2 separate regions of the Homo sapiens genome follow, and region 2 is linked to region 1. Evidence: read pairs that join two places in POLR2A ChIA-PET (ENCODE). Cell type or tissue: PC-3. All regions are shown on one strand. Each heading gives the region's core, and the rest is flanking DNA. Links, peaks and the distances in the headings are about the cores only. Region 1 overlaps KAZN-AS1 (KAZN antisense RNA 1). Region 2 has its middle 82 kb from the start of KAZN-AS1.

The links. ChIA-PET counts read pairs that join two places held together with the same protein. Peaks named below come from ENCODE experiments on the same cell type or tissue, not always from the same donor. Only the 100,000 strongest peaks of a DNase experiment are listed, where the experiment ranks them.
Region 2: POLR2A ChIA-PET joins it to region 1 with 8 read pairs; 3 of 35 experiments call an interaction of 5 or more read pairs at or near these places.

What each region holds. Positions count from the first base shown.
Region 1 is chr1:14,402,686-14,408,072 of GRCh38, forward strand. The region is part of intron 1 of KAZN-AS1 (KAZN antisense RNA 1); the gene reads right to left. It also overlaps a transcript of KAZN not described here. Among named protein-coding and RNA genes, the nearest start is that of KAZN-AS1, 15 kb to the right of the region's middle. RefSeq lists an enhancer at 1,017-1,845. In PC-3, for the core only: no CTCF peak of the experiment used is centred there; no DNase peak of the experiment used is centred there.
Region 2 is chr1:14,335,339-14,340,725 of GRCh38, forward strand. It overlaps a transcript of KAZN not described here. Among named protein-coding and RNA genes, the nearest start is that of KAZN-AS1, 82 kb to the right of the region's middle. In PC-3, for the core only: no CTCF peak of the experiment used is centred there; a DNase peak (open chromatin) is centred at 2,503.

The sequences.
Region 1 (5,387 bases), core at 149-5,148:
GTGAAAAAGAACAAAAAAGAAGAACCTGCTCTATCAGTTACCAAGACTAACCCTATTATAATGAAAACTATGACACTGGTGAAGAAATAGGTTAATAGATCGATGAAGGAGAATAAAAATCTCACAGACCCAAATGGATATAGAAACTTTTTTTTTTTTTGAGACAGAGTCTCACTCTGTTTCCTAGGCTGGAGTGCAGTGGCACAATCTTGGCTCATTGCAACCTCTGCCTCCTGGGTTCAAGTGATTCTCATGCCTCAGACTCCCAAGTAACTGAAATTACAGTGCATGCCACCACATCTGGCTAATTTTTGTATTTCTAGTAGAGACGAGGTTTCGCCACATTGGTCAGGCTGGTCTTGAACTCCTGGCCTCAAGTGATCCACCCCCTTGGCCTCCCAAAGTGCTCGGATTACAGGCATGAGCCACCACACCCAACCTGCATATAGAAACTTAATCCATAATAGAGGTGACATTGCAAATAAATAGAAAAAATATAAACCATTAAACACCTTTACAAATGGTGCTGGGAGAATTAGCTTTGTATGTAAGAAAAAAATGAAAGTACATCCTTACTTCACACCATACTCAAAAATTAAAACAGATGGATCAAAACCTAGATGCAAAAAGAAAACTTTAAATCTATTAGAAGAAAATGTCTTTGAAGCTTCAGGCTCAGCCAAGAGTTCTTAGTAAAGATCCCTTTACTCCCCAAACGAAAAAAAAATCAGCAAAAGAAACATTAATATTTGGTTCATTTCAATTTTATAAGCCTTTTGTGAACAAAATTGAAAGACAAACCACAGACTCGAAGTAGGTATTTGCAACATATAACTGAATTAGTATCTAGAATATATAAAGAATTTTCAACATCAATAAGAAAAGGACAAAGAACCAACAACAAAAGAACCACACTAACAAAATCAAAATAGAGAAATGACAGAAAAGAAATATGAAATGGCCAGTCTAGAACCCATGGGAGGAGAGCCTCAACCTCACTCACAGTCTGGAACTGCAACTAGTAACGAGATACCATTTCACAGCATCTGTGGAGGAAAGTTTAAAACCTGACAGTATCAAGTGTTGGTGAAAATGCTACTGCTGGAAAAGTGATGAAGTGGCATCATTTTTCTGGGGTAATACCCAACATTCATTGCCTCATACCAAGGAAATCAAGGATGCAGACACACTATAGTGAAGTTAAGAGCGGAAGTTTAATAGGCAAAAGAAAAAGAAGAGGTCTCTGCGCAGAGAGGTCCCGGAGAAAATGGGTTGCCGCTTCTGCAGTGAAATGCGTAAGGTTTTATAGAGGAACTTGAGGGGGTGGTGTCTGATTGACATAGGGCACAAAAGATTGATCGGACCAGGTGTGCCACTTGCATAGCACGCAAAGAACTGGTTATGACTAGGTGTGCCGTTTGCATAACACGGGAAGAGGCTGGTCGCCCCACCCTCATCTTTTATTATGCAGATGGGTTATCTACCTAGTTGACGCTGTATTACCTGCTTTTACTGTACCCATGGTGACAAAGAAAAGGGAAGACGGAGACTCCATGTCGAACATGCCTGAACCTCAGGTAGCCCTTTCCTATTGGCACAGCTGCCAGCATTCACTTGTGCAAGCTTCCAACTTGCTTATCTGTGTCTGCAGCTCGATTTTTCAGGCTGCTCTTTGTTAGAAAAGAAATGATTTGGGTGCTGCTTTTTGTTGAAAGGGAAATTCCACTGCGGACTCTGTTGCCCTTACTATCTGCCTAAATAATTTCTTTCTATCTCCCGTATCAGTGTGCTGGAACAACAAGGTACCTGGCAGGCCTAAACAACAACAAAAAAATGCATGCACTAGAATCCAGCAATTCCATTTCCTGAAACAAGTTCTCCCTCAGTGCCTAAGGAGATATGCATGAAGATGTTCACTGCAGCACTGTTTACTCTGGGAAAGAAAAACTTAGAAATAATTAAAATGTCTGTAAATAGGAGAAAAGATCAATGGGCTCTATTCATAAGATGCATCACTTAACCCAGTTAAGAGAATGAAGTACTGAAAATTCTCAAAAATAGTAAGAAAAACAAACTAATTGATGAAATGTATATATGCAAACACCAACATATATTGTCATTGACATGTATGTATTGTAAAAGAGTAAGAAAGGTCCACTTAAAGAACACTCAATAAATTCCTTAAGAAGGAATGCTATCTAACACCTGGCATTCTGTCACATCATTGTAAAGATGAGTGTGGAAGAAGAGCAAATGTTCACCATCCTGCTGGGAGAGCTCCTCCTGGAATTCTATGCCTTTGTGCATTCTTTATGTTTTCTACATTGCATTAAGGCAGCTAAGAAACATCTTGTCTTTGTGTGTGGTGGGGGGTAGGGGGATAGCAGTGTGTGTGAATAAACCCACCTCCTGAATACATATACAAAATGCTTTCAACTCAGAACTTTGCATACCACTGCTCAGAGCAGACCAAGGCTATGTGTTGTCATGACAACAAACTCAACGATTTGAAATGCAGATTCTTTCTCTTTTGCTCTGATGGAAACTGATGAGGAATGCAAGATACTTTGTATTGGGTATGAGCCTGTTTGAGTTCAAATGTGATATTAGAATTGGTTGTATGCCCAGCGGGGAAGGAAATGTATGATTTACAAAGCATTGAAACCAAGAAATCATATAGATTTTCAGGAAAGCCTGTACATTGATTATAAAGTTTTGACACTTAAGATCCACTTTGAGTCTTGGCAGTCCTATAAGAGTAGTTTTGCGTTGTGTTGGAGAGGAAGCGGGAGAGGCAATGGGATAAACACTCTGGTTCTAGAGTCCAAAAGACCTGCCTCAGCACTTCCTAGCTGTGTGTCATTTGGGCAAGTTACTTACCATATTAATCAGCATCCTCCAGAAAAACAGACCCAATAAAATGTGTGTGTGTGTGTGTGTGTGTGTGTGTGTGTGTGTGTGTTTATACAGAGAGAGAGATTTATTATAAGGAATTGGCACTCACAAGATTATGGAGGTTTACAAGTTCCAAAGATCTTCAGGGTGAGTTGACAAGCTGGAGACCCCAGAAAGCCCATGGTGTAATTCCAGTTCAAAGACCAGCCAGCTCAAGACCCAGGAAGGGCTGATGTTTCGGTGTGAAAGCAGTCAGGCAGGAGGCATTTTTTCTTATTTGGGGGAGGATCAACCTTTTTGTTCTATCCATGCCTCCAAGGAATTGGATGAGGCCTGCCCACATTAGGGAGGGCAGTCTGCTATCCTCAGTCTACTGATTTAAATGTCAATCTCAGATGGTTAATCGGTGCACAAAATGAGAAGTAATGAATAATAAGACCTACTAGTTGATAGCACACAATAGGGTGACTATGGTCAACAATAACTTCATTGTACATTTTGAAATAACATAAAGAATGTAATTGGCTTGTTTGTAACTCAAAGGATAAATGCTTGATGGGATGGATACCCCATTCTCCACAATCTACTTTTTTCACATTGCGTGCCCGTCTCAAAACATCTCAGGTACCCCCTACATATATACATCTACAATGTACTCACAAATTTGTTTTTAATAATTTTAAAAAATAAAAATAAAAATTACATTTAGGATACCATCAATCAACAAGTGGATAAAGAAACTGTGATATATATACACACAATGGAAGACTACTCAGCCATAAAAAAAGAATGAGTTAATGGCATTTGCAGCAACCTGGATGAGATTGGAGACTATTATTCTAAGTGAAGTAACCCAGGAATGGAAACCCAAACATCGAATGTTCTCACTTATAAGTGGGAGCTAAGCTATGAGGATGAAAAGGCATAAGAATGACACAATGGACTTTGGGAACTCGAGGGGAAAGGATGGGAGGGGGGTGAGGGATAAAAGACTACAAATTGGGTTCAGTGTATACTGCTTGGATGATGGGTGCACCAAAATCTCACAAATCACCACTAAAAAACGTACTCATGTAACCAAATACCACCTGTTCCCCCAAAACCTATGGAAATTAAAAAATTAAAATGATTAAATAAACAAGTATTAATCTCATCCTAAAACACCTTCTCAGAAACAGCCAGAATAATATTTGAGCAAATATCTGGATGCCCTGTGGCCCAGTCAAGTTGACACATAAAATTAACCAACACACTCACACTCTTTGTGTCTTGGTTTTCTCGATTGTAAAAGACAGCTAATAATAGTAGATAGCTCATAGGCTTGAAGTGAGGAATAAATAAGCTGCTGTACATAAAGTGCAAACAGAAGAGCTGAGACTTAGCAGGCACTCGATAGCTGTGTACCGAATGAATTTCCAGTTTCGCAAGTCATCTATGAGTACCCCCAAAATAGATCACTTAGTTTGCTTGTTTTCATGCTTTATAAAAATGGTAGCTTCAGAGACTTGCTTTGTTCACTCAACATTACACTAGCAACATTTGTATTCAGATATTACTGAGAATATTCATTCCGTCGATGGACATGTGGGTCATTCCTCGTTTTTGTATTTTCAACAATGCTCCTGTGAACTCTTGTCCATGGCAGAGGGCTCACCTCTGGGATTTTCTCTAAGACCTGGGAGAGGACTTGCTGGGTCATAGGATAGACAAGTATTTAATTTTATAAGATTGAGCTAAATTATGTCCCAAAGTGCTCAGTTTGTTGAATGAGAAAATAGTGATCAGATATTGTTCTGCTGGTCATTGAAAGAAGTCCTTACAAAGACTATCCAACAGGCAAAAGAATCTTGTGGTGGTAAATGGGGGGAAAAAGAGGGATATGAAGTTAAGTGTGATTGTAGCTCCAAAGAAAAGAAGGTGGAGGCAAAGCAATATAATACCAGAGTTGCAAGAGAAGATGTGAACAGGGTATAAAATCAGACAGATCTGGGGTCAAGCCTCTCCCTGTCCACAACCTGCCTGTGAGACCTTGAGCCAGTTTCCTGATCTCTCTACACTCATGTTATGTCATTTTAAAATGAGAATAATCACACCTAGCGTAGAGTGTTGTATAAACTGTTATCATGCATATAGTAAGTTCTTAACAAATGATGGACAAAAACACAAACAAAAACCATGTCTTTTTTTTTAAAAAGACAAATATGCACTTGAATGATTACTGAGGCTTATGGTAGGTCTTAAGTTATGAGTGGTTTAGTTTTTCTACTTTCAGAGCTCCTGGAAAGTGCTTATATTGCTTTCAAAATGGGAAAATTAATTTGTTTTTTAGACATTTCATTATTTGCTACTTTATGCAGGTTCTTTATGCTACTTTTATTTACTCACACACCTCTCAATTCAATTTATCACATCCATGGGGAACTGGGCAAAGTGACTGACTTCAGTTAGAGCAGGCAGCAGGTACCTGATTCACCAGGGGGCTGCCCCTCAGG
Region 2 (5,387 bases), core at 205-5,204, 67 kb before region 1:
ACTATAGGCATGTGCCACCACACCTGGCTAATTTTTGTATTTTTAGTAGAGACGGGGTTTCACCATGTTGGTCAAGCCGGTCTCAAACTCCTGACCTCAGGTGATCCGTCCACCTCAGCCTTCCAAAGTGCTAGGATTACAGGCATGAGCCACTGCACCTAGTCCCTCCTCTCTCTTAACCTCTCTTTTGACCTCTCTCTGGCTATGTGACGCACCTGCTCCTCCTTCACCTCCTGCCATGATTTTAAGTTTCCTGAGGTCCTCACAGAAGCCAAGCAGAGGCTGGTGCCATACTTGTATGGCCTGCAAAACTGTGAGCCAAATAAACCTCTTTTCTTTATAAATTACCCAGCCTCAGGTATTTCTTACAGTAAAACAAAACAGACTAATATAGGCGTGCATGTGCGCGCACACACACACACAGAGAGAGAGAGAGAGAGAGAGGCAGAAATTCAGAGATAGAGATGGAAGGACAGAAAGTCAGAGAAACAGATGGACAGGGAAGCTCTCACTTCTGTTTTGTTCTATTGGTTGATGGCACAATGGAAAGAATACCAGAGCTGGGGACCACTGGAAACAATCTAGGACAAAGAAGACAAACCAGAGAAGTTGGTCAGAAGGCTCCTGCAGCAATGCAGGTGAGAGACACTGGGGTGTCCCTCACCACGGAAGTAGCAGCAGAGGAGAGGGAAGTGCTGGGTATATTTTGGGTGGGTGCTTACAAACAGGATGTCCTGACTCATTAGATCTGAAGTATGTGAATAGGTAATGGAGTAAGGATTGCTCCAAGGCTTTTGGCCTGAGCAACCAAAGAATGGAGGCTACTAATCTGTCTCTATGGATTTTCCTATTCTAGATAGTTCATATAAATGAAATTATACAATATGTGGCTTTTATGTCTGGCTTCTCCCACTTGGTGTATTTTCAAGGTGCATTCATGTTGCAGCATGTATTAGTACTTCATTCCTGTTTATGGCTGAATAATATTCCATCATATAAATATATCACTGAGTGTTTCTCCATTCTTTAGCTGATGAACATTTGAGATGTTTCCAGTTTGGGGCTATAACGAAGGATGATGTATGAGCATCTCTGTATACAAATTTGACAGTTTTCAATCCTTTTGAGTATATATCTGGGAGTCAAATGACTGTGTCATATGCTAATTCTATGGTCAACTTTTTGAGGAATCACCAAACTCCTTTTCACAGCAGCTGCACCATGTTACATTCCTACCAGCAATGCACAAAGGTTCCATTTTCTCTACCTCCTCATCAACACTTGTTATTGTCTTTTTTACTTTAGTCATTCTCATGATTGTAAAGTAGTATCTCATTATGGCTTTGATTTGCATATCTCTCATGACTAATGATGTTGACTATCTTTTATGTGCTTTTTGCCCATTTGTATGTTTTTGGACAAATGTCTATCCAAGTCCTTTGCCCATACATAAATTTTCTTTGTCTCTTTGTTGAATTATATTTTTTTATATAATCTGGTACTATATTCTTAGCAGATATATGATTTGCAAATATTTTCTCTCATTCTGTAAGTTATCTTTTCTCCATCTTGATAGTGTCCTTTGGTGTACAAAGTTTTTAATTTTTATGAAGTCCAATTTATTCAATTTTTTGTTGCTTATCTGGACAGACTACAAATACTTATCCATGTAAAAATGCAATAGCATTGTCAGAAGGAGGTGAGAACAGGTTCCAAGTGGGAAAAATAACAAACATCCACTGCAATTAGCAGCTTCACTGGTTGTTAGACAATTTAAATGAGATGACGCATATGAAGCACTTAGCACAGAGTAAATGCCTGGTAATTGTTAGCCCTTATTATTTGAAGCTAGCACAAGTGTTTGATATGTAATTTTGAGAAGAATAAATATGGTGCAGGCAGGTGTCACAGTTCTTTCTCTTGTTCTCTGTCAAGAGTAACCCTAGATCATCTGTGGAGGGAAGGATGAAAGAAAAATGGTATTGAAAGCATCCATACTGGAAAAGGATGTGAATGGTTTTAAATGTTCTTCCTTTCCTTGACATGGCAATAGTTTACAAGTTTAGTCTTTAGGGAGGAAAATATGTTTAGAACCCTGAATTTACAAATACTATTTTCCCTCAATAGGTCTTGTATATTGTTAAGACTTGAAGCAGAGTTTTAGATGCATGTAAACAGAATCTGAAATCCCTAAAATTGTCCTCCTTTCCTCCATTGTTCCTGTTTTAATCCTGGGGCAAGTAGCTATTGGTTCATTTTTAAGAGAAGCCTCCTTGGCTGGGTGCGGTGGCTCACGCCTGTAATCTCAGCACTGGAAGGCCGATGTGGGTGGATCACCTGAGGTCAGGAGTTCGAGACCAGCCTGGCCAGCATGGCAAAACACCGTCTCTACTAAAAATACAAAAATTAACTGGGCGTGGTGGCGCGCATCTGTAATCCCAGCTACTTGGGAGCCTGAGGCAGGATAATCGCTTGAACTCAGGAGGCGGAGGTTATGATGAGCCAAGATTGAATCACTGTACTCCAGCCTGGGTGACAGAGCAAGACTCTGTCTCAAAAAAAAAAAAAAAAAAAGAGCCTCCTCTGTTTGAGAAATTGATCTTAATACCATCTGCTGCTGTCACTCTTGATTTTCTCCAGTGTTCACTGGCTTACCTTCTTTGCTCATAGAAGGTAATTTTATCCACATTTCCTTGAGTAACCAAATCATTCTGGTGAGAATGGACCCCTTCCCACCCTCCAGAGAGAGAATCTCAATCTGCCTAAGGCAATCAAAGAGACCTGTCTCTCTTCTGACCCAGTGATGGTTTTAGGAATGACATTGACCCCCTTCTGGTTAAGAACATGTGAACAGGCTGGGCGCAATGGCTCACACCTGTAATCCCAACACTTTGGGAAGCCAAGGTGGGTGGATCACTTGAGGTCAGGAGCTTGAGACTAGCCTGGCCAACATGGCGAAACCCCATCTCCACTAAAGAAAAAAAAATACAAAAAAAATTAGCCAAGCACGGCAGTGTGCACCTGTAGTCCCAGCTACTCGGGACACTGAGGCAGGAGAATCGCTGGAACTTGGGAGGCAGAGGTTGTGATTAGCTCAGATCGTGCCACTGCACTCCAGCCTGGGCAACAGAATGAGACTCCATCTTAGAGAAAAAAAAAAAAAAAAAGAGAGAGAGAGAGAGTGAGAGAGAGAAAAGAAAACATGTAAACAAAAGCCTGCTATGCATTTTCTGGGAAAGGTGTCCTCAGAAATAAAAGAGAGGCGATGGAAGGAAATTTCCTTTTCTTGCTGTATGTCGTCATGTCTCTGGGCAAAGCCTGAAACTGCTGGAGCCAACTTGGTGATCCCAAGAGGAGTCCATTGTGTTCAATCTGGCAGGGTAGGAAGCACCAAGGTCTTCTGTTGGTGTCATTGAGCAAATTAGCCAATCAGGGATTTATCCCATGTTCAGACTTCTCAGTACATAAGTGAGATGAAAAATGTCCTTTCTGTCTAGCACACTTTTAATTGAGTTTTATGTTGCTCGTAGCTGAAAGCACCCTGAAGGATGCATTATTTCAGAAGGGACCCACATAGGAGAGCCATGATGGAAGGGGACACCCACCTAATTGGGCACATTGCTGAATCAATCCTTGGGACCAATGTGATGAAGATGTCACAGTTCGATTGCCCAGAGACTCTGAAAAAAGAAAAAAAGAAACTCTCATGATTTTCGTGGGGATTCACAGACAAACAAGATCAGACGTAACAGAGAGAGACAGAGACTGAGAGAGAGACAGAGAGAAAGAGGGGACTGGATTCTTTATAAAATAAGAAAAGGAAATAACACAGAAAGAAAGAACATAAAAACAGGCGTTCAAAGCTCCCAAATGCTATCATCCCTCAGAACACACTCCTGTTCTCATTCTTTGAATGGGGAAGAGAAAAAAGCAGCCAAAACATAAATTCTTGAAACACTATAGACCCTGAGCAAATTGATTCTCTAATAAATATGAATTAAATCTCTCCTATGTATTAGGCATAGGAGAGGAGAGAAAATCAAATGGGTGGAACAGAGCATTAGTCAGAGTTCTCCAGAGAAACAGAACCAGTAGGATGTGTATATGCACCAAAAGAGACTTATTACTGTAAGGAATTGGCTCACTTGATGACAGGGGCTGACAAGTCCCAAGATCTGCAGTCAGCAAGCTAGACACGCAGGAGAGCCGACGTTTCTGTTCGAGCTCAAAAGCAGGAAAAAAACTGATATTCGAGCTCAAAGGCAGGAGAAATTTCCTCTTTTATGTGTGGGGGGAAGTCAGCCTTTTGTTTTATTGAGGCCTTCAACTGACTGAATTAGCCCCATTCACATTAAGGAGGGCAATCTGCTTTATTCACTTTAGCAATTTAAATGTTAGTTTTATCCAAAACCCACTTGCAGCAATACCTAGAATAACGTTTGACCAGATATCTGGGCACCACATGAGCTAGTCCAGTTGACACATAAAATTAACTATCACAAGTAGCAACAGCTTTTCCCTGAAAATACAGCCTTTCCCCCTTCCCATGAGTTATCCTTAAGGGCTTAACTTGTATATTAACAAAACACCACCCAATTTGCTACCTATCGTCTTACCCTGCTGCTTCAAGCAGCTCTCCCACCATGCTTCACCTTGAAGTTCCCCAGCTGTGGTTTTCTGTGGATTTTAGCATTACAGTGAACACATTTACATATCTGGGTGTTTCATATTCTTTGTTATGGAATATGTAGCTTATAAAATCGGGGAACAGAGTGAAGGGTCTTCCATCAGCATGCTGGGTTCTGAGCATCCGCACTGTGTGAGGGTTGTTTCTTGCATCATTAAATTGCTGGCTTATTGGAAGCTACTTCTTATTTATCTTTGGGTCCCCTGTGCCCAATTTCTGTGCTTTGCACAGAGCAGACATTCAGGAAATATTAGTTGATTTGGATATTAAGCTATGTGTTTCTTTTGAGAAGATCACTTTATATAACCAAGTTTTACTGCTCTCCAGATCTCTGAAAATATTTTAGTAGGTCTCTGTTTTTCTTAAGTCACTGGATGTCAGCCTGGTAAAAGCAAGAGATTGACGTCACAGACTTGGAAATCACAACAATTTGGGTGTAACCCCCAGTTCTGGCAGTTACTGAGTCAACTCAGCCATGTTTCTTAACTTCTTTAAGCCTGAGATTATTTTTCTTCTGTAAGGAAAAATGTGTGTTTCAGTGCCAAGCTATGCATTGTCACAGAGACACCTCTGCAGGTTATCTGACTCTAATCTTATACAAGTTGTAGATAACTGATAACAAGGCACAATGCTTGCTGTCTGTAGGCATACAAATTCCGTTCTGTTCTATGGAAGTCCCGTGGAAGGAGCCAGTTTTGCC